Linked DNA regions of Homo sapiens: region 1 is linked to region 2. Evidence: chromatin loops called from intact Hi-C (ENCODE). Cell type or tissue: PC-9. All regions are shown on one strand. Links, peaks and the distances in the headings refer to the core of each region. The heading gives the core; the rest is flanking DNA.

Evidence for each region. Hi-C counts contacts between places; a loop is a spot of excess contacts. Peaks named below come from ENCODE experiments on the same cell type or tissue, not always from the same donor. Only the 100,000 strongest peaks of a DNase experiment are listed, where the experiment ranks them.
Region 1: it touches region 2 in a loop (5-fold over the local background); 9 of 110 quality-filtered maps call a loop at or near these places.

Annotation. Positions count from the first base shown.
Region 1 is chr2:120,286,200-120,297,307 of GRCh38, forward strand. RALB (RAS like proto-oncogene B) reads left to right here. Exons shown (of 5, transcript NM_002881.3): 4 at 3,381-3,558; 5 at 6,942-8,511. The coding sequence ends at 7,061. Among named protein-coding and RNA genes, the nearest start is that of RALB, 39 kb to the left of the region's middle. RefSeq lists enhancers at 1,341-1,510, 4,312-5,007. In PC-9, for the core only: CTCF peaks have their summits at 3,295 and 3,527; DNase peaks (open chromatin) are centred at 5,392 and 5,732; H3K4me3 peaks cover 983 bases; H3K27ac peaks cover 3,359 bases.
Region 2 is chr2:120,231,563-120,242,670 of GRCh38, forward strand. It overlaps LOC105373583 (a long non-coding RNA gene), which reads right to left. Exons shown (of 3, transcript XR_923259.3): 2 at 6,730-6,802; 3 at 3,634-6,189. It also overlaps a transcript of RALB not described here. Among named protein-coding and RNA genes, the nearest start is that of TMEM185B, 14 kb to the left of the region's middle. RefSeq lists enhancers at 378-587, 828-1,177, 6,341-7,540. In PC-9, for the core only: no CTCF peak of the experiment used is centred there; DNase peaks (open chromatin) are centred at 6,159, 6,529, 7,339, 8,239 and 1 weaker place; H3K4me3 peaks cover 2,194 bases; H3K27ac peaks cover 4,614 bases.

The sequences.
Region 1 (11,108 bases), core at 1,771-9,770, 54 kb after region 2:
AGGAATAATTCTGTCTAAAGAATCTTCTGGGGCTTTCTGAATCTTGGCACATTATAGACTATGATGATTATAATCTCTTTGGGCTTTCCTGATCTGTGATTTCTGAATAAAATAATTTTAAGAGTCTTACTGTCCCCGAAAACAATGAAGCTATTCCATATAATCAAGAACATATAATTTTGTTCCTATAAATACTCAGAGATTTTCATTGATAAATTAACCATCTATCCTTTAAATAATGTTACTAAAAAAAGTAGCAGGTTTAGTCTGTGTTGAAGGTTATGAAACAATGACTGGAAAGTGAAAGATGGGAGTCAAAATGACCATTTGCTGCTACTTAAGGACTTTCAGCACAGTGGAGGGACGAGAACGCGGCTTTAGAGTCAGGAGACCTGGTTTGAATCCCTGCCTTGCCGCTCACTGACCATGGGCAAGTTTACTTAGTGTCAGGATTTTGTTTCTTTCTCTGGAAATGCACTTGTGAGTTGAGAAATGAAATGAAAGGATGTATTAGACTGTGAATTTCATGTGGGCAAGAACCTGGCTACCCTCCATTGTCCCCTGTCACAGTGTAGACACATGGTGCTTCCATAGTGAGTAGAATATCCATTGTTATTTATTTTAAAATATGGCAACTATTCTCCATGAAGGTGTTAGAGAAGAAAGAAAAAGAAAATATAGCAGTGAAAAAAATACCTTCAGTTCATTTTGTTATAAAGAAATAGCCTTTTGGGCATAATTCTTATGCTCTATAAATGTCTCTTTACCCCATGCCCTTCCCTTTCTCCTACATAATTGAGTTTTAAAAAATCTGTTCTTCTTATAAACATATCTATCTAGATGACTTTTTAAGAAGCAGATCTAGAGTTTAGTAGGGAACTGAAGAGAAAAAACCCAAAAATCAAATCAGTTTTTTTCATTCTTCAGCAAGTTCTGGTCTGACAGTAAGGTGGTCAACCAGAGGTGAAAAGGAGAAAGCTAGCTATCCTTCCAGGACTTGGATGGAAGCATCACTGAGCCAGGGAGGCCTCGGGTGAGCACAGGTCACCCAGCAGGGCTAGTGAAAGATAATAGGGAGGTGCCTCAGTGATGCTTCATAGCTCCAGGCTTCAGAGTCGAAGACCTACTTTTCTGGAAGCAGAGTGCGTGTGGTGCAGTGACTAGTTAAGTGACTATGACTCATTATGAGAAGTTCTGTTAATTTTTAGACATTTCAGACCTTCCTAAGGGCTGCTCTGTTTGAATGTAGCCCATGTATTTATAATTGTTTGCATCTGCGTAGTCCTGTTTTTAATGCCTCATAGAGGGTAAAACAGGACAGATGCACACACTCTCTTCTTTTCTTCCCTGTCCCGAGCCTTTTGATTTCCTGTTGTTCTGTGACTTACTTAGAAGGGAAGTGGGCAGGAGAGTTCTCTGCAGAGGATATGGAGAAATACAGGTATTTCAAGTGCTCCTTGTCCTCTCCTCAGTCACCACACATGCACAGATAGCACTCGGGCGTTCTCACAGAGTTGGAGCAGGGCTCCCCTCAATGTGGAAAAGGGTTTTGGTTGTTAGGTGGAAAGAGAGATCCTTAGAAGAAAAAGGACAGATGAATACCTAAAACCAGAAAGAAGGGGAAGTTGACCTCTGCGTAGGTTTCTCATGTTGTTGGGAACAGAAGAATGCAGGTCAATTATCTGAGCCCTGTGGCTAAACTCAAGTCACTTTACTTCATGTCTGTTAGCAGTTTTAAAACAGCATTTGTGTACTATCTTCCAAATAGAAAGGCCCCAATATAAAATGACATGTGAATATGCTGTCTTCCTTGAAACTTTTTCTGGAAAATATTTTATGAACTAAGATAAGTTCTGTCATAAGAGACCAGAACTTGGTACTCCCATTTTTGGATCGATATGTTTATCAATGAGGTAATTTTGTGTGCCCCTGCAAGACTAATGAGCCAGAAAGCTATCAGTTTTTATTGTTCATAGTTTATAATGATCACATGACTTCAAATGTATCATGTTCTTTGACCCCAGTTCAAATGTAGGCTATAACAAGGCTACACAAAGCCAATTTCAAGCATCTTTTCATCTTTTTTAGTTTGTCTTAAAATATTTGATGTCTGGCACTTAAATTGACTACATGAAAATTTTAGTTTTTTTTTTTGTTTTTTTTTTTGTAGATACAAGGTCTCCCTATGTTGCCCAGGCTGGTCTTGAACTCCTGGGCTCAAGTGTTCCTCCCTCCTCAGGCTCCCAGAGTGCTGGCATTACAGATGTGAGCCACCACGCCTAGAAAATATTTTTATTATTGTGAAATGTTACCCTATACCATATAAAAATCAATACAGATCTCTACAAAATACATTTTTGAAGGGGACTCTTTTTAGAATGTATTGGCATATAAAAGTAGAAATATTCTCATGGGACCAAAATAATGGAAATGGGGTATTTAATTTTTTTAAATATTTAGTTTTGATTAGTACTTTCAGATAGCTGATAATTTTTAGTAGACGTAAAATTTAATATGCTACGAGTAATGGTATTTTTGTAGAAGACACTTTTGAAGTACTTTTCCATAGGGCTTGTCGTATTTCCTTTCATTTTTTTCACTTTGTAGTAGAAAAATGGTACGTATTGGAATGTGATTACTGCCTAACATATCTGTCTCGATTCTGTGGCCTATAACATTACTGTGTCTGCATGGAAACTGGGGATGGGATGACATACTTGTCGTGTACACATGCAGATCTAATCAAAACTGAAGTTTCAAAACAATACAATATTCACCTTTCCTACTTGAGATTCCCTTGGATATTTCTGATCTGGTCAGTTCTGTTCTATAATCTATTTCACTGCAGGGGGGAGAAACTGCTGGTTGCGACCCACTAGATTGGTTTTGTGATCCACTAATAGGCTGCCACCTTCCATATAGAAAACACTGGATTTCATAGCTTTTATGTCACAAACAAATATTTTCAGGGGAATTAAGCATTTTATGGAGATAGTTCCCTTAGCTTGTTTTTATTGCAGAGATTGACCATTTTTCTTCTTTTTGTTTTTTTTTTTGTGTGTGCATAAGTTGGGGACCCTGTTGTGACGTAAAATCCTGGGCTCCTATCCAGACACTTCTGTAAGACTGAGCCCAGAAATCTGCATTTGTGATGAGCATCCCAGGGGATTCTGATGTGGGCAAACTGAGAAGCAGACTTGGAAAACACTTGTCTTGCTCATGACTGCCTCTAGGGAGTGCTTTCTCAGAACATGCCCTAAATCTAGTGATTTTTTTTTTTCCTTCTGCCTTAGGAAAGCCTTTTATTTTAGATGGGTTCACAAAACCAGGGTTCGTTCTTTAGTTTTTTTAGCTGCTGTATTTTTGGTGTAACACCTTAGGGAACAGATTCTCCGTGTGAAGGCTGAAGAAGATAAAATTCCACTGCTCGTCGTGGGAAACAAGTCTGACCTAGAGGAGCGGAGGCAGGTGCCTGTGGAGGAGGCCAGGAGTAAAGCCGAAGAGTGGGGCGTGCAGTACGTGGAGACGTCAGCGAAGACCCGGGCCAACGTGGACAAGGTAGGCGTGAATTCTGTGTATTTCTCAGAAACAGACCTGAGAAACAGCAGAATGGAGGCATCTCATCTGCTGGGTTTTAGGGAACCATTTATGAAAACTAGGTGAAGATTCTGATTCCTATGAATGTCTAAGCCATTATCATGATTATAATGAGAAACATTGAGAGGATGTCACCTTGTATTTCAGACAACTCACAGAACCTTTTACTTTGTCATGAGGCTTCATTAGAGTATGCTTAATGTGTTCTTTTGGGTTTTTCTTTTTTGAGACAAAGTCTCACTGTGACACCAGGCTGGAGTGGTGTGATCTCAGTTCACTGCAACCTCTGCCTCCTGGGCTCAAGCAATCCTCCTACCTCAGCCTCCCAAGTAGCTGGGACTACAGGTGTGCACCACCACACTGGCTGTTTTTTGTGGAGATGGGGTTTCACCATGTTGCCCAGGGTGGTCTCAAATTCCTGGGCTCAAGTGATCTGCCTGCCTCAGCCTCCCAAAGTGCTGGGATTACAGGTGTGAGCCACCACACCCGGCGGACTATGCTTACTGTTGGTGTGGTCCTGGGAAGGATGGTGGGACGAGGCCATTGGTTTGTGAAGGCTGGGCTGGAGGGATGGACGTCATTAGCTTCTGTGTGTGCTCTCACCTTCCACAGCCTTGCTCTTCAGGAGCAGGGTGGGCGGGCCTGGCTGCTTCTAGGAGGTTCCCCTGGAGGTGCCCTTGAAAGATACGTGGAGCTTCTTGATTTTGCTCTCATTGAGTTATTGGTCAGATTTGTTCTTTTCACCTTACTGTTCACTGACAGAGCCACAGTGTTCCATCTTTGTAGTGTAGTCTCTAAATAGTATTTGCTCTCAGAACTCAAATCTCTGGGATCTCTTTTTTTTTTTTATCTCTTATCCCATCCCAGCATACTTTCTCATTCAAATCTCTGAAGCTAATAAAAGGGTGACCTTGAGTGACAATGATGAATGCTGACAATTTGAAAATCCACCTATCAGGGATTGCTATTGTTAGGCCTTTTTTCTTTTTAAAATTAAAGTTCAAGGTGGTTGCCACACAGCTAAAATTTTAACGCTGTGCCTTAAAGATGAGGCTTTCTGCCTTGACCTCATTCACTAGCTCTCACTGCATATCCATGTGCTTGTAGAATCTAAGCACATAGCACTTTGGCAGCCACACAGTGGACACGTCTGCTTTTTGTTCTGCAGCATCAGCATCTGAATCCCCTATATCCTGTCTTCTGTTTCTCTTTCTTGTGCAGAAACATTCCCCTTTGCTTTCATTACCTGACAAGGGAGAGATTTTTATCCAAGCTTTATTTTCACTTGAAGTGATGCTAGAAGAACATTGGTATTTAGAATGTTGGTATTAGAAGGGGTTTGCTTTAGACGCACTTCGGCAAGATACATCTATTTGTATGTATCGTACATAAAAACATGTATCTTAGGAGACATATACATATAGGATAGATATACATATAGGATACATATATTGTACAACCTAAGTCCGTTTAGTTGTAATCTGCAATGGGAAGCGCGTGTTCCGCCGTCAGCTTTTCTTTATATTGTCATCTCTCAACTCTTACACTCTTATATTATTGTGCTACTTAAAATATTTTTATTAAATTATTTTCCAGCTGTGGAAACCACACAGGAAATCCAGAAATATGGCTCATTTTAAAAAAATCAGGGAGACTCTCTCAGCTTGGAACTGTGGATGTGTATTTCCTGGATGGGTTGTCGCGTGGGGGGTCTGTGTTGTCATCTCCCCTTGTCTGCTGGACCAGCTTGACCTGCCAAACAGGAACCAGCAGAGACTTATGACTGGCAGCATGGTATTCACTTGTAAAGAATTTCTATGAAAGGTGTGATAAGATCAGCCCATGAACAACTTTGTCATCATTTTAAGTTGGATGCACTCCATTCCCCTCCTCTTGTCTTTTGCTGTTAGGACAAAAAGACAAACCTGTAGCATTTGAAACTGTTCACTGTTGCTGTCTTGGGCAGTGCTTTCCTGAGAGGCTGGCAAGAAGGGATGTTTGGGTTGGCCTGATCTAGCTGGGGGCTGGGGTTGGGGGTGCTTTTCTGTGCCTGGAGCTAGTGGTAAATGCATGTGGAGCCCCACACTCCAGAGGCTTGATCTTGCTTTTCACCAAGAAGAAGGTGTGGCCATGAAGGAGCTTGTGGTTTTGTGTGAATGTCTGAAGATAAGGGCTGTGCTCAGTCCCACACTTGCAGTCTCTGTCATTCTCTATGAGAAATCTCAAATGTCTCTTCGTAGGATTCATATTTTGTCTGCTTGGGTATAATCAGTCCTCTGGCATGATGGCTGGTAGCAGAGGGCAAAACCCAAACTACTGTGACAAAAGGATAATCCATATCTAAGTAACACACTGACCTTCAAAGGACAAGTCTCATCAGTTCTTGATAAAGTTCCTCTCAGCTGACATCACAAGGGTCGGAGGAGTGGTTGTCCTGAGATTGAGGGTGGGGGAGTGTGTGTGGGGAGGGATAGGGTGGCCAGAAGGACATCTCTCATCCTCCATCTTCTCAGTCGCCTAGTGCAGGAGCTTTAGTTGTTGATGCTTTACGCCCTCCTTCTCCCATCCTACTGCCTCCCCAGGGTGGCTGTTGTGGAGTTAGCTGGGAAAGCTGTCATGCATAATGATGTTCCAACCTCCATGGGGTCCTTGTAAGGATTAAATCAGATGCAGGGGTGTCAAGAGCACCTGGGAGCAGGGACTCATTATGGCATTCTTCCCTTCCCTGGTGGTTGGAAATGCTAGAAAGTCTGCTTGCTGTTATTACTCTCAATATTTGTAAATTTTATAAATGTATAGATCTGTTATATGCAAAAATATGTCTTACCCTTCATCACACTTATTGTAAGATTTTATCATTTTGAAAGCAGCTGTTAGGCCGGGTGCAGTGGCTGACGCCTGTAATCCGAGCACTTGGAAGGCTGAGGTGGGCATTGCTTGAGCTCAGGAGTTCAAGACCCGCCTGGGCAATATGGGGAGACCCTGTCTGAATTTAAAAAAAAAAAAAGCTGCTGCTGCATGGCAGTGACAGTACGATGATTCTGTCCTTGGCTTGAGCAGTTGTGTGATACGAGCAGTTGTATGAGAGATGTTTGCTTTGTATAATTAGAATTTTTTAAGGTTAATTTTTCTTATTTGCCCCAGAGCTATTGTTTCTGTTGACATATGGTTTATAAAAATCAGTTTGACTTTGTGCTTTAAAATGTAACTACATATCCTGCTTAGTCAAATTATTTCATTGAATCCTTAAATGCTGTGTTCACAGTGTCAGGTTAACAAAAGAAAAAAATCATTAAATGGCTCTTTCTTCACTATTCTTTTTACTCTTTACTCCTCACCCCCAGGTGTTCTTTGACCTAATGAGAGAAATCAGAACAAAGAAGATGTCAGAAAACAAAGACAAGAATGGCAAGAAAAGCAGCAAGAACAAGAAAAGTTTTAAAGAAAGATGTTGCTTACTATGAGTGTCAAGGTGACGGATGAAGCCAGCTGCTCCTAAGGACACAGGGCTGGGTTGGTAAAGAGAAGGCTATGGTTGACTTCTTGCTTGTGCTTCCCACTCTCCCCGACTTCATTCACTCAAACTTCTTTAAATGGGGAAAAATATTTGTGACTCTGTGGCTGGCAGAAGAAATAAGCCCATGCAAGTGGAAGGGCTGCTTTGTCAGGAGGTTGTGGAATTTCTTTCTTCTCCCCTTCTTCCCTCCCAAAAGCTTAGCTATGTATAAAGTGCCACAGATAGGAAACAGCTGTTAATTACAAAGAGAAAGAATTGTCATAGCATCTTATTTTGTTCCTAGTTTTATAACATTACCATCCTTCGTTTTGAACTACAGATGTTGTAGTGGGTTTTGGAGGAGGGAGTGGAGTAAGATGCCCTCCCACTTTTATCAGTTTAGTAGTAGTACTGAGAAAAATCCCTTCAGCTCTAAGAACACTGAAAAATCCACCGATTTTTTGGGTAAGCTTCTTGGCAATACCCTGTGGATCTGAAACAGCTAAAAAAATGAATTTGAATTGCGCCAGATAGGTCAATACCAAGCTTCTGATTCCTCCTCACATATGAAAAGTGAAAGTTGTGAGTTGTTTTCCTCTTATTTAAACATTGGCCTATTATAATCTGTGTTGGTTATTTTTCTCCTGTAAGCATCCTGATTTTTCTGTAGGAACTTTTCTTTGGCAGACCAAGTGAAGACTCAGGAATGGTGTGCATTATAAATGACACACATTGCCACTTGTGTAGATATTTTTAAGTTCTTTGGCTAAGTCCTCTCCTAACTGCCTGTCCTCTGGTTAGGCCCCTCCCTCTCCACTAGTGGTGAATGCATGTGTCTGTCTGATCAGCATCACTGCACACGGAGGTCTAGTGAGCCTCTTGCTAAGTGTCACACACACTCTTCCCAAAGACGTGATGAGTTAAAGTTGTATTCTGAAATCATGAAGCCAGAGCCTGTGCCAGACCTTCTGCTACCTCTCATAGAATTGCTCTGTAATTCTAAATTTAAAATTAGAAGTAGAGAGAGATAAGCCATCGCCCCTTTGCCTCTGAGAATTGGCTGCTGTTTCTAATATAATTATTTTCTAAGATAGCCAGATAGTTAGAAAAAGATTTTCATTGATGACATATCTTTAAACTTTCTTGCATCAGTATTCTAAATTGAGCAAACTGAAAGATTTTCATCAGGAAAGGAGCACTGTGGGAAGAGCCCAGTATTCACATTTTTTCCCCATTTTTCAGAAGCGACATTTCATATATAGGTGCCAAAAGTGAATCGGGGTGCGGAGAGTGGGAACCTTTTGAATTTATGATTGTCACAGAGATGGTAGAAATTATGATCTGACTGGAAAACAATCCTGTATCCCCTCCCAAAGAATCATGGGCTTTTTTTTTGAATAAAAAAGCAGACAAATAGACTTTCTCGGGATTTCAGCCTTTTTATTTTATCCTTTTGTCATACATGTGAAATGCAAGTACTGAAGGAATGGCCAGTTATTCATTATTCTTGTCAGGCGTTCTTCAATATCTGACAAACTATTTCAATTAATACTTGAGTTGAGGCAAATAAAATGGTAAGTATTAACCGTCCTTTAAACTTCATCTTTCCTCCATCTCTTCTTAAAATTTAAAAAGTTGATGGTAATGACACTCTTGAATTTTTGAAACAAGCTTTTTGTTTTCATCCTAGTTTGCCATCCATTTGATACCAGTTCTAGTCAAGAGTGGGTAAGTTTGAGCCGATCACAGTGGCTCACGCCTGTAATTCCAGCACTTTGAGAGGCTGAGGTGGGCAGATCACCTGAGGTCAGGAGTTCGTGACCAGCCTGAGGGAAACCCCATCTCTACTAAAAATATACAAAAATTAGCCGGGCATGGTGGCGGGCGCCTGTCATCCCACCTACTTGGGAGGCTGAGGCAGGAGAATCGCTTGAACCCCGGAGACAGAGGTTGCAGTGAGCCGAGGTTGCACCATTGCACTCCAGCCTGGGCAACAAGACTCTGTCTCCAAAAAAAAAAAAAAAAAAAAAAAGGTAAATTTGGAATATGTACAAATGAATTAAAGATGTTATGACTTGTTTCATGCTATAGAAATTATACTTGATATATTCTATTAGTATATTTCTAAAATTTAATTGGATAGCCATTAGAAATGGATCTTCTAACAAAATAACTTATGAGATTCTTAGCTATTGAAAAATAATGAAGCCATGCTGCTTATAGATTTGAAACACAGTCACTAAATGTTTAGATGTTATGTCCATAGCTTAGTGCTATTTTAAAAAATATTTATTTTAGAATTATTTGAGCACCTACTTGGTGTCGAGCTCTATTCTAGGTGCTGGGGATGTGGTGTTGAACAAGATAGGCAAGATGTCCACTCTCCTGGAGCTTAAGCTTTAGTAAGGAAAGAGAAATGAAAACATCAGGATAACTGCTTTGATGAAAATTGGGTAATATGACAGAAAATGTCTCTAAGGTATAGAGCTGATTTAGATTGGGTGGCCAACAGGCTTCTCCGAGAGAGTGATGTGTAAACTGAGACTTGGTGACCAGAAGCAGCCAGCGCTGTGAGGAATGGGTGGGCTGGGTGCAGGAGCTTTCCAGACTAGGAGACAGTTAGTCCCAGGATCCTGGAGTGTTCAGGAAGAAACTAACAACCAGGATACGGCTGGAGTACAAGGGAGCAGAGCAGAGTATTAGAAATAGATGTAACAATCTGATTTCATCAAATAATGTGGGGAAAAGTATGTTGACATAATTTTCTGCAAGTGCCCTATTAAATCTAAGGCACCCTGATTACAAGATAACATAAACAATTTATGTACCACTAGGAACCCTACCAATTAAATGAATTCATCTTGATTCCAATGACATAAAAATGTAGGAGAAAATGTGTCTTTTAGATTAGGTCAATTTTGGCATATAATTTAAATGACAACTGAAATACAAAACTCACCTCTGTTGGTCTATGAGCTACTTTCTAATAAAGCACCATAGAAGCTTAACAGTGTTTGAAAAGTACTAATATGTTAATGTTATAGCAGTAAACTTGACCTCGATATTTTCATTTTAAAAGTTTATTATTATTACTATTTTTTGAGATGGAGTCTCGCTCTGTCGCCCAGACTGGAGTGCAGTGGCACGATCTCAGCTCACTGCAAGCTCCGCCTCCTGGGTTCATGCCATTCTCCCGCCTCAGCCTCCCAAGTAGCTGGGAGTACAGGTGCCCGCCACCATGCCTGGCTAATTTTGTTTTTGTATTTTTTTTTAGTAGAGACGGGGTTTCACTGTGTTAGCCAGGATGGTCTTGATCTCCTGACCTCATGATCCGCCTGCCTTGGCCTCCAGAAGTTCTGGGATTACAGGCATGAGCCACCACGCCTGGCCAAAATTATTATTTTATGTTTGTTTGAGATGGAGTTTTGCTCTTGTTGCCAAGGCTGGAGTGCAATGGTGTGATCTTGGCTCACTGCAACCTCTGCCTCCCGGGTTCAAGCAGTTCTCCTGCCACAGCCTCCCAAGTAGCTGGGATTACAGGCATGCGCCACCACACCTGGCTAATTTTGTATTTTTAGTAGAGGCAGGGTTTCACCATGTTGGTCAGGCTGGTCTCGAACTCCTGACCTCAGGTGATCCGCCTACCTTGGCCTCCCAAAGTGCCAGGATTACAGGCATGAGCCACCACACCCGGCCTAAAATTATGTTATCAAAATTCTAACTGCATGGGCTTTAAAGTCCAGTGGCCTGGAAGTTGTTGTGATGGAAGGTCTTCAGTTTCACTCTTCCCTGCTCCAGCTTCAAAGCTCACATCTAACCCTTCCTACTCTCAGCTCATTCATTGGGTACTCCTGTATTTCTAAATAATCATCTTATGCCATTATTTCTTTTCAACCTCAGACCTTTCCAGTAAGGATTTGACATAACAGACAAGGATTTAGCTCACCTGTTCCCCTCACCCCCAGTTATGACCGTCAGCAGTAATTTCAGTTTTAATTCGTTTCTTGGTGACTGC
Region 2 (11,108 bases), core at 2,105-10,104:
AGAGGGTGCCCTGGTGTAGTTAAGCATGGGCCAAAGAAGGGACCACCTGGGTTCAAACTTGGCCTTGTCATTTCAGCAGCTGTGTGTCCTTGACCAAATGGCTCAGCCTCTCTGAGTCTAGGTTTTCTCATCTGTACAATGGGGATAATAATATCTACTTCACAGGATAGAGGTGAGATAATAGAGATACAGGCCTGGCACATTCAGTAGATGCCCGCATGGGCACGTACTCCCCTCCCACGCCCCACCCTGTGCTGGTGTAGAAGAGAGTGCCCAGGAAGATCTGTGCTCGAGTCAGCTGGGCATAACTAAGGACACCTTAAATTGTGTAACCAGGTGACAGGCACCTCATTCATTCTCCACCCTGGGGCTGGTTCTGCTTTATAAATTAAGGGGGCCAGGGTGGCCCAGAGGTCCCCAGATGCAGGTCCAAATGCAGCATTGCTGGCTACATACAGGCAGATTCTGGGGCCTCACCCCGAGAATCTTGGTGATTCAGACTCACCAAGTCAGAATCCTTGCGGGTGAGGCTCGGAAACCATTTTTGTAAGTCTTCCCAGGTGATTCCAAGTACAGCCAGGTCTTCGCACCCACACAGCCAGACGGCCCCTGAAAAGCTTTCTCAGCCTTTGCAGTCTGTTTCTGGCCGCATCAAATGTGCTGAGCAGTGTGGGTTTGGTTCAGTGTTCATCCCCCACTTTCATCAGAGACAGGGGGCTTCTCTTGGTCCTCACTCATGGGAGGAAGCCGCAAGCGGAGACGACTAAGTGGAGAAATAAATCTCTAGCAGCTGCCTGCTGCCCTGCTCTGGAGGTTGTCTGCGAGGAGGAGAAACGGCTAACTTCCAAGAACTGGGGTGCTTTCTCCCCACCTATCAGCTGAATCGAAACTGAAAATATGCCTCCGAGGCTGGAGATCCGTGACAGGCTTGAAACCTTGACAAGCCAACCCTTCTCATGTGGCTGCTTTCCACCTAAGAAAGAAAATGAAACTCCTCGGAGTTCCTGCTGGTTTTAGATTTTTCTCTGGTACAAACAAAAATTATTTACTGTCACTGAGGTTCTTTCCAGATTACCCCAAACAGCCATAACTTTCCCAGCTTTATCTGGGGGGTATTTGGTGTGGTGAATTGCTGTTCATATAGTGAATTCCTATTGCATATCCAGCGTTACTAGATTTCCCCCGTGAAGACAGGTCATCTCTTGAGCTCTGAGTGCTCTTACAGAGCAGGGGGGTTGAAGAAAGAGGTTCTCCCTGATGGTTTCTGAGTGGGTGCTTTAAAAAGCTCAGTAAGAGCCTGGCACAGTGGCTCATGCCTATAATCCCAGCACTTTGGGAGGCCAAGGTGGGTGGATCACCTGAGGTCAGGAGTTCGAGACCAGCCTGGCCAACATGGTGAAACCCCGTCTCTACTAAAAATACAAAAATTAGTTGAGCATGGTGGTGCATGCCTGTAATGCCAGCTACTCAGGAGGCTGAGGCTGGAGAATCACTTGAACCTGGGAGGCAGAGGTTGTAGTGAGCCAAAATTGTGCCATTGTACTCCAGCATGAGCAACGAGCGAAACGCCATCTAAACAAAACAAAACAAAACACCTCAGTAAGAGTGGAAGTGGTTTACGACTATTGATGCCACAACAACAGATACATCAGCAAAAGGAAACTTCAGGAACAATATGGTCGGGATGGAGGTGTTGGACGTTGTTTTTTCTTTTAATTAACAAAAAAACAGGAACACATTTAGTAGTAAACAGAGGGCCCAGTTTTCTCTTTTTGGTCTGAAAGGGGCTTCAAAAAATTGTATTCAGTGTTAAATAGAATAACAATGGCAATGAAGATAGTGAGAAGCGCTACCATCTGTTTAGCATGATGTCCGCGTGGGGACTGGGGGAGAGATTTGCTCCCATTACGGGGGAGACTGAGGCTCAGAAGGGTCAAGTGCCTGGCCTAGGCACCTCGTCCTGTTAGAGGAGGGCACAGCTGCCTGCTGCCCCTCCTTCCCCATCTCTGCCTCTCTAATCTTCCTTGAGGAAGATTCCATCAGAGGTTTTAGTTACATATTCCTACACCATGCCTGGAACATAGTAGGTACTCAATAAATCCAACTTTTCCTGAGTTAGTGGTGAGGAAAAGCTGGACTCAGGATCAGGCTGCCTGTGAAGTCTGGCCTGTAGCTTGCCAGCTGTCCCAGCTTCAGGGTCCTCACACCCAGATGTGTGTGTAGTAACAGAGCACTTCTTGCCTGCAACAGTGCCTGGTTCCCAGTGTATGCCAGTTGACTGATCCGTATTATTATTTTATCTTAAGAGGACTTCCAGCCTCCAGAACTGTTGATGAATAAATGTTTGCTGTTTAAGCTACCAGTGTGTGATACTTTGTTATGGCAGCTTGAACAGACCAGAATATTTAGAAAATAATTATTTAAAAAGGACCTTTTTTTTTTTTTGAGTTGGAGTCTCGCTCTGTCGCCCAGGCTGGAGTGCAGTGGTGCAGTCTCAGCTCACTGCACGCTCCACCTCCTGGGTTCACGCCATTCTCCTGCCTCAGCCTCCCGAGTAGCTGGGACTACAGGTGCATGCCACCACGCCCGGCTAATTTTGTTTTTGTATTTTTAGTAGAGACGGGGTTTCACTGTGTTAGCCAGGATGGTCTCGATCTCCTGACCTCATGATCCGCCCACCTCGGCCTCCCAAAGTGCTGGGATTACAGGCGTGAGCCACCGCGCCTGGCCTAAAAAGAACTTCTAAGCAGACATTTGATAGAGCACTGACATGGGTGGACGTTCATTCTGACCCATCTCTGTGCTGCGGTGGAGGCAGGCTGCTCTGGGAATGGCCGTGTGCAGGATTGCTGATGCCCGGGGTGGGGTGCCCTCCTGTTTAGAGAGGGGTGCTGTTACAGCAGTCAGGCTCTCTTTGATCTTTACCCATTGGTCTGCAGACTCCCCGTTAACCCTGGCAATGCTTCGCCATCTTATCTGCCCCCTTTCTTTCTTGGATTAAAAAGAGGCCCTAGGCAATACCATTCAGGACATAGGCATGGGCAAAGACTTCATGACTAAAACACCAAAAGCAATGGCCACAAAAGCCAAAATTGACAAATGGGATCTAATTAAACTAAAGAGCTTCTGCACAGCAAAAGAAACTATCATCAGAGTGAACAGACAACCTACAGAATGGGAGAAAATTTTTGCAATCTATCCATCTGACAAAGGGCTAATATCCAGAATCTATAAGGAACTTTAACAAGTTTATAAGAAAAAAGCAACCCCACTCAAAAAATGGGCAAAAGATATGAATGGACACTTCTCAAAAGAAGACATTTTTGCAGCCAACAAACATATGAAAAAAAGCTCATCATTAGAGAAATGGTCATTAGAGAAATGCAAATCAAAACCATAATGAGATACCATCTCATGCTAGTTAGAATGGTGATCATTAAAAAGTCAGGCAACAACAGATGCTGGAGAGGATGTGGAAAAATAGGCATGCTTTTACACTGTTGGTGGGAGTGTAAACCAGTTCAACCATTGTGAAAGACAGTGTGGCGATTCCTCAAGGATCTAGAACAAGAAATACCATTTGACCCAACAATGCCATTACTGGGTATATAACAAAAGGATTATCAATTATTCTACTATAAAGACGCATGCACACGTATGTTTATTGCAGCACTGTTCACAATAACAAAGACTTGGAACCAACCCAAATGCCCATCAATGATAGACTGGATAAAGAAAACATGGCACATATACACCATGGAATACTATACAGCCATCAAAAAGGATGACTTCATGTCCTTTGCAGGGACATGGATGAAGCTGGAAACCATCATTCTCAGCAAACTAACACAGGAACAGAAAACCAAACACTGCTTGTTCTCCCTCATAAGTGGGAGTTGAACAGTGAGAGCACATGAACACAGGGAGGGGAACATCACACACTGGGGCCTGCCAGGGGGTTGGGGGTTAGGGGAGGGATAGCATTAGGAGAAATACGTAATGTAGATGACGGGTTGATGGGTGCAGCAAACCACCATGGCTCTTGTATACCTATGTAACAAACCTGCATGTTCTGCACATGTATCTCAGAACTTAAAGTATAATAATAAAAAAAAAAAAGGGAGAAAAAAAAAAAAAAGAAAGAGGCCTTCTGGAAGTTGTGTTCTAACCCCTGTGAAGATCAGTGTTTTGCATGTAGCTTTGGAGATGCGATGGGAGTGTGAAAAGTCACTTACTGTTTGGGTCTGTGCTAAGAGCCCACCCACTTCGTGCCAGTGGAGCACCTCCTGCAGCATTCCACAAGGAGTGCCGTCTCTAGATAGCATGTGAGAGGGTGGGCAGCACGGGTCAGTGTGGAGACCCAGGTGCCATGTCCCCACCTGCAAGACTGGATTCTAGCTTTTATTTTGTCCCAACCCCTCATTTGGACACAGCTGGATTCCTCTCTTAAGATAAAATAATAATACGGATCACTTAATAATAATACGGATCCCAGTGGCATACACTGGGAACCAGGCACTGTTGCAGGCAAGAAGTGCTCTGTTACTGCACACACGTGTGGGTGTGAGGACCCTGAGGCTGGGAGAGCTGGCAGGCTACAGGCCAGGCTTCACAGGCAGCCTGATCCTGAGTCCAGCTTTTCCTCACCACTAACTCAGGAAAAGTTGGATTTATTGAGTACCTACTATGTTCCAGGCATGGTGTAGGAATATGTAAGTAAAACCTCTGATGGAATCTTCCTCAAGGAAGATTAGAGAGGCAGAGATGGGGAAGGAGGGGCGTCAGGCAGCTGTGCCCTCCTGTATCAGAACGAGGGGCTGTCGGGCCAGGCTGAGGAGGACAGAGGCTGCAGAACCCCAGAGAGTCTCAGCTCTCCAGCCCAGGTGCAGCTGCCCCTTGGGCAGACAGCCTGGAACACATCTGCTCATTAGTAGCCTACCCAGGCAGCTGGCCGAGCGCCTGTCCCTGAAGGCCTCCCTGAGCTCAGAGGCTCCCGAGCCCTGGCACTGTGGGTGCAATCCCCAGAGCTGCTTTCCCAGGCTCGTTGCACAGGCAAGTGCAGCCCAGGTGTCTGACAACTTTGGCTTCAGCGTCATGGCCTCCACATCGAAGCCGTTGTGGGACACCCAGGAGTCTGAGCTCAGCAGTGAGCTCGGAGCTTGAGCTTGAGCTTGGGTTGCAGAATCCAAAAATCAATTAATGTGGGGCTTGGGGGGAAATCTGTCTGACCGGTGGTTTGGCAAAATCTTCAATCACTGTGAGACAGAAGATGTGTGCTGCGTGCTGTGGCTATGGTGCGCATGGCTGCAGCTGCTGCCAAATAGGAAAGGCCCCCACAGTGCCTCCATCCCCCAGCCCTGCCTTTCCTCCCAAGTGCAGTGGGGGTGTCTTGAGGCGAGGGGCTCTCTAGGCACTATGCCTCCTCCATAGTCCTCCAGACCCCCTTTACTTGAAGACTAAGCAACTAGCCCTTTGGCAGTCAGTTCTAAGGGTGAGGGGCCTGAAGTGTCAGCAAGGGTCAGAGCCAGGCGCCTGGCAGAGGCTGGAGGGGCAGAGGCAATGGTGATGGGAGCCAGTGAGGCCAGAGCATGAGCCAAATCTCCCCTCTGATCATTTTGGACCAAGTGCAGTGAGCATGAGTTGGAGGTGTCCTCAAATTGCAATCCTCTGGGGTCTTCCTCTGTCTCTTCTTTTCGGGTGAGTTTGGCAGCGGATGTGAGGAAGGTGCTCTTCATCAGTCGCTGGGTTCATGAATGGTCCTCATTTCCTGAATCCTTCTGGATCATTCTCTGAATTCAGCAGGGGCATGTCTCCCTGGGCTGACGGGTGGGGCTCCAGGTGCATCTGGCTGCAGCACTCTGGGAGGGGGCCCGAGGTGCATGCAGATCTTGAGTGGGTCTCAGAGAAAGAGACACACAGGCCCCACATGCGTGTGCACACGCACACATGGGCATGAATGTGGGTACGAGGCATGTGTGCTCCACACGCTGACTTCACTGGGAACACTGACCCCAGCTGCAGAGAGACCGGAGCAAGGGCTGAGGGAGGCAGAGTGAAGGAGCGCTCATCCCTGGGAGGGCGCCTGGGAGGAGAAGTGAGTCATTGACCAGTGGTCATGGTGAGTTTGCCTTACGGAGCCATCTCTGGAGCCTGAGGTCACAGGGTCTCTGGAACTGGCCCTTCAAGTTCCTGGGAAGGGTTTTGACAGGGAAGTCGTCCACAAGGGCTTTCCCCCACTGGAACACTGCCTAGCCTTCTCAGAAACGCCCCATGTCTGTGGCAGGCTTGGTGTTCCTCCTGCCATTCCAGGCTTTCTGCTGCCCCTCCCCTCCCCTCCCCTCCCTTCCCCTCCCCTCTCCTCTCCTTTCCTTTCCTTTTTTTAAATAGAGATGGGGTCTCCTCATGTTTTCCAAACTGGTCGCAAACTCCTGGGCTCAAGCAGTCCTCCCACCTTGGCCTCCCAAAGTGCTGGGATTACAGGTGTGAGTCACCTTGCCCAGTAATTTGTGTAAGCATATACCTTGGATTCTCTACTAAACCGCCTAGTCTTGCCAGTCACTTCCTAGTCTTTCCTGCCTCCTGGCCTTCCTTTATCTCAGTCCCCTGCTGCCTGGAATGCTCTAATTCTCTCTCTTTCTCTCCCTCTTTTGTGTTTGTCAGAATCCTCATTGTTTTTTAAGCCCACTCAAGCCTCAAGCTCCACCTCTCCCAGGAAACATGGGGGCCTACTTTAGTCGAAGAAGACTCTTAGCTCTGAAGTTCTTTGAAATCATCTCTTCGCCTGAGGCTTCAGTTTCCTTACCTGTAAAAATGAGACAATACCATGTCATGGTTTGTTGTGAACATTCCCTGTGATGACCTTCATAACAGTGGCCAGCACGCAGTAGGTTCTCAGTGAAATCCTCATTCCTTTCCTGCTTTACGCCAGGCACAAAAATACAGATGTGAGGTGCACCCCTGGCTTCTCAGGAGGGAGCAGGGCTGGGGTGGAGGAGGCCTGGGTGAGGGGTTCCATACCTACCCAGGGAAGGGAAGGGATGGCAGGAAGCCTTTGAGAAGACCTGCTACTGGGCTGGGTTTGAAGGACAGTTAGAGGCCATCAGGAGCACCCGAGGAGCAGGAGTACGGTGAGGCAGTGGGGCAGGAGGAGGACAGGCTGGGAAGATGGGAGACAGGTGGTGGGAGGGGCTGGGTGCGGGGCACTGTCGGGGGCAGCCGGAGAGAAGACGAGAGCCTGGACTTTATGAAGAGGTGAGGAAGTCACTGAAGGAGTTGAGGGCGGAGGCAACAAGTGGGAGAGGCTGAGCCAGGAGAGGCGGCTCAGTGGCCTGCAAGGGTGGGTGGGGACCAGTGGAAGGCAGCCCTGACTCAGGCTTAGTCAGAGGTCCTGGTCCAAGGTCCCCTGCCCGCTCCCCGCTCCCCGCTGCAGCCTCACAGTGCCCTTCCTGGAATAAAAGGTGGAAAATGAGAGTTTGCTGTTTGGGGCTGCCATTCAACTTGCCTGGGCAGGGAGGATGATGGCTGAGGGCCGCCAGCATCCACGGCCCTGCTCAGTCCCCATCTCCTTGCACCCACTGTGGTAACCAAGCTCCCCACCCTGACACCTGGCTTGTCTTTTCTGGGGTGGTTTCTCCCTCAGGGACTTCGCTCCTCTGTTCAGTCTCCGCCATTTGCACAGCCCCTCAGCTGAGTCGGTTTCAAGTGAGCAGAGCACACAGGGGCTTTGAACACCAGCCATGCCGGGCTGGGGAGGAGGGCAGGGAGGAGGAGTGTGGCAAAGGCAGCCACGTGCTCCACGTGTTCCTCTGGATGCCCCCGCTCCTCCTGGCGCCCCGTGAGGGTCTGTGTTGGTCCCTGTTGTGCCCTGATCCCCAGCACCATGCCTGGGGAACCGTTAAATGAATGCTTATTGAACGCCAGGGTCACTGTCTCCAAGTCTCAGGTGTATCGCAGGTGCACAGTACCTGCCTCCGCCTTGGATGCCTCTACCCCACCACAGTAGTATAATTGCCCAGGATGTGGGGCAGGGGCAGAGCGACAAGGGTTGGGGGAGATGACTCTCTCAGCCCTCCCCTCAGCAAGCCCTCTGCCAGAGTCTCACTCTGTCCTCCTCCGTGCATTCCGAGAGGTAAGCGCGACTAGGAGTGTGGGCCCAGGTGACCTACGACTGTTCGCGGGGGATGGGGCCGTCAGGAGGGGCGTGGCCTCCACTCCATGCCTCTGAAATGTGCTGGCCTCTGTCTGGAAATTGCTCATTTTTCTTACCACTGAGCTTGGCAGTCATTGGGGAATTTCTGGAGGGAGGGGGGATCCTGGAAGGAAACTACCGTGGGACCTGTTGTTTCCCCAGAAGCTCAAACACAAAGAGAGGATGGAGTGGAGGTGGTGCTGCAGAGGGGGCTGTTTTTTCCCTTAAGAACAAGCTGCCTCCTGTCGGAAAAAGGAAGGCCGTTATCCTTTCATCTCATGTTTTTTTCCTCCAACCCCGGGTCTCTGTGTGGGATTTCAGCAGCGGGAGAGCGGGTGGCAGGAGGAGGTCTCTGCATGAAACAGCGGCAGTCAGGTGGGTGCCCGCCCTCGGTGTGGATTGCACTTCGAAGCCCCACAGTGACCTTGTGACTTGCCTGTTGTTATCCTCATTTGCCAAAGGAAGCTCAGAGAGGTAAACAGACTTGCCTGGGGTCACACAGCATGTACTCATGGAGCTGCTACTTTTTTATTTTTATTTTTATTTTTTTTTGAGACAGGGTCTCCCTCTGTCACCCAGGCTGGAGTGCAGTGGCGTGATCTTGGTTCACTGCAACCTCCACCTCCCAGATTCAAGTGGTCCTCCCACCTCAGTCTCTTGAGTAGCTGGGACTACAGGTGCATGCCACCACATCTGGCTATTTTTTTTTCTTTTTTGTATTTTGTATTTTGTAGAGACAGGGTTTCACCATGTTGCTCAGGCTGGTCTCGAACTCCTGGGCTCAAGGATCCGCCTGCCTTGGCCTCCCAAAGTGCTGGGATCACAGGTGTGAGCCACCGCACCTGGCAGGAGCTGCTATTTGAACCCAGGTCTGTGTGGTGCCAAAGTGATGTTAAAGCTTCCCCCTGGATGGGAAGAATGGCAGGCCTACACAGGCCTGCTATCCCCAGTCTTATTCTAGATCATGCCAGGCCTTCCCTCCATCAGAGCTTACTGTTTCCATGACCTCCTGGGTGTCTTTCCTCTCATGCCTTCTCCTGCATGTGCTGCTGAGTCAGTGTGAGGTTGGCTTCTGGGCACCTGGGTGAGTGTGTGGGGACTTGGGGAGACAGCATCTGGTGGGATTTCAGGCTGCCACATACTCAGCCTTTGGGTAGACAGAGAGAGCTGGGTTTTGGGGGACCGGAGGCCTACTGCTAGGAACTGGGAACAGAAGCAAAGTCGGTGCCTACAGCTGGAAAGGAGGCAGCAGTCACAAGGACCCCAGATCCACTGTCACGGGGTGTGCGTTTGTCCTTAGTCCTGTGGGAGCTGACGGACGGGTTAACTTGGATGCACCAGCAGAAAGCCACAAGGCTGAGACTGCCCAGTGGCGAAAATCATGCACCATGTGTCTGGGCCCCTGCCTCCCACTCTCCCAGAAGGGCTCATCCTCGAGCCTGCCCAAGGGGAGAACAGAGGTGGCCCTGGCTGTAAATAATCCCCAAGAGCCACAAGGCCCAAGGTCCCCTGCAGGGAGAGAAACAGCCTGTTTGCCTCCTAGGAGCCAGAAAGCTCAGGAGAGAATCTAGTTCACAGGGTGAAGATCCATGGAGTGCCTGCTATGAGCGGGGCTCGAAGGTGTGTGGGTCCAAAGAGGAAGGAAACAGCCTCCTCACACCCTCAGGATGGCTGCTATTAAAAGAGCAGAGAGGGCCAGGCATGGTGGCTCATGCCTGTAATCCCAGCACTTTGGGTGGCCAAGGTGGGCGGATCACCTGAGGTCAGGAGTTCGAGACCAGCCTGGCCAACATGGCAAAACCCCGCTGCTACTAAAAATATAAAAATTATCTGGGCATGGTGGTGTGCACCTGTAATCCCAGCTACTTGGCAGGCTGAGGCAGGAGAATCACTTGAACCCAGGAAGTGGAGGTTGCAGTGAGCTGAGATCGTGCCATTGTACTCCAGCCTGGGCAACAAGAGCGAAACTCCATCTCAAAAAAAACAAAAAAACAAAACAAAACAAAAAAACAGAGAAGAGCAAGTGTTGGAGGACATGGAGAAATTGGAACCTTTGTGCACTGCGGGTGGGAATGCGTAATGGTGCAGTTGCTATGGAAAACAATATGATGGTTCCTCAAAAAATGAAGCAGAATTAACATAAGATCTGGCAGTTCCACTTCTGAGTGTATACCCGACAGAATTGAAAGCAGAGTCTCAGATATATTTGCACACCCACATTCACAGCAACATTCTCACGATAGGCCAGAGGTGGAAGCAACCCCAGTGTCCATGGGCAGGTGAGTGGATAAACAGAGTGTGGCACACGTGATGGAATGATCCCTCAGCTTCAACAAGGAAGGAAGGACAGGCCATAACACAGGTGAACCTTGAGGACATTATGCTAAGTGGAATAAGCCAGTCATGAAAAGACAAATACTGTATGATTCCACTGAAACCTGGTACCTGGAGTCGTCAAATTCACAGAGACAGAAAGTAGATTGGTGGTTGCCAGGGGCTGGGGGCAGAGGAGGGAAGGGCAGTGAGTGTTCAATGGGTGTAGTGTTTAGACTTCTAGGGATGGATGGTGATGATGGCTGCACGACACTGGGAATTTACTTCATACCACTGAACTATACACTTAACAGCTAAGATGGTGACTTTTATATCATATATATTTTACCACAATTAAAAATAATTTTAGGCCAGGCGCAGTGGCTCACGCCTATAATCCCTTTGGGGGCTGATGCCTATAATCACTTTGGGAGGCTGAGGCGGGTTGATCACGAGGTCAGGAGATCGAGACCATCCTGGTTAACATGGTGAAACCCCGTCTCTACTAAAAATACAAAAACAAAATTAGCCGGGCGTGGTGGCAGGCGCCTGTTGTCCCAGCAACTTGGGAGGCTGAGTTGGGAGAATGGCGTGAACCAGGGAGGCA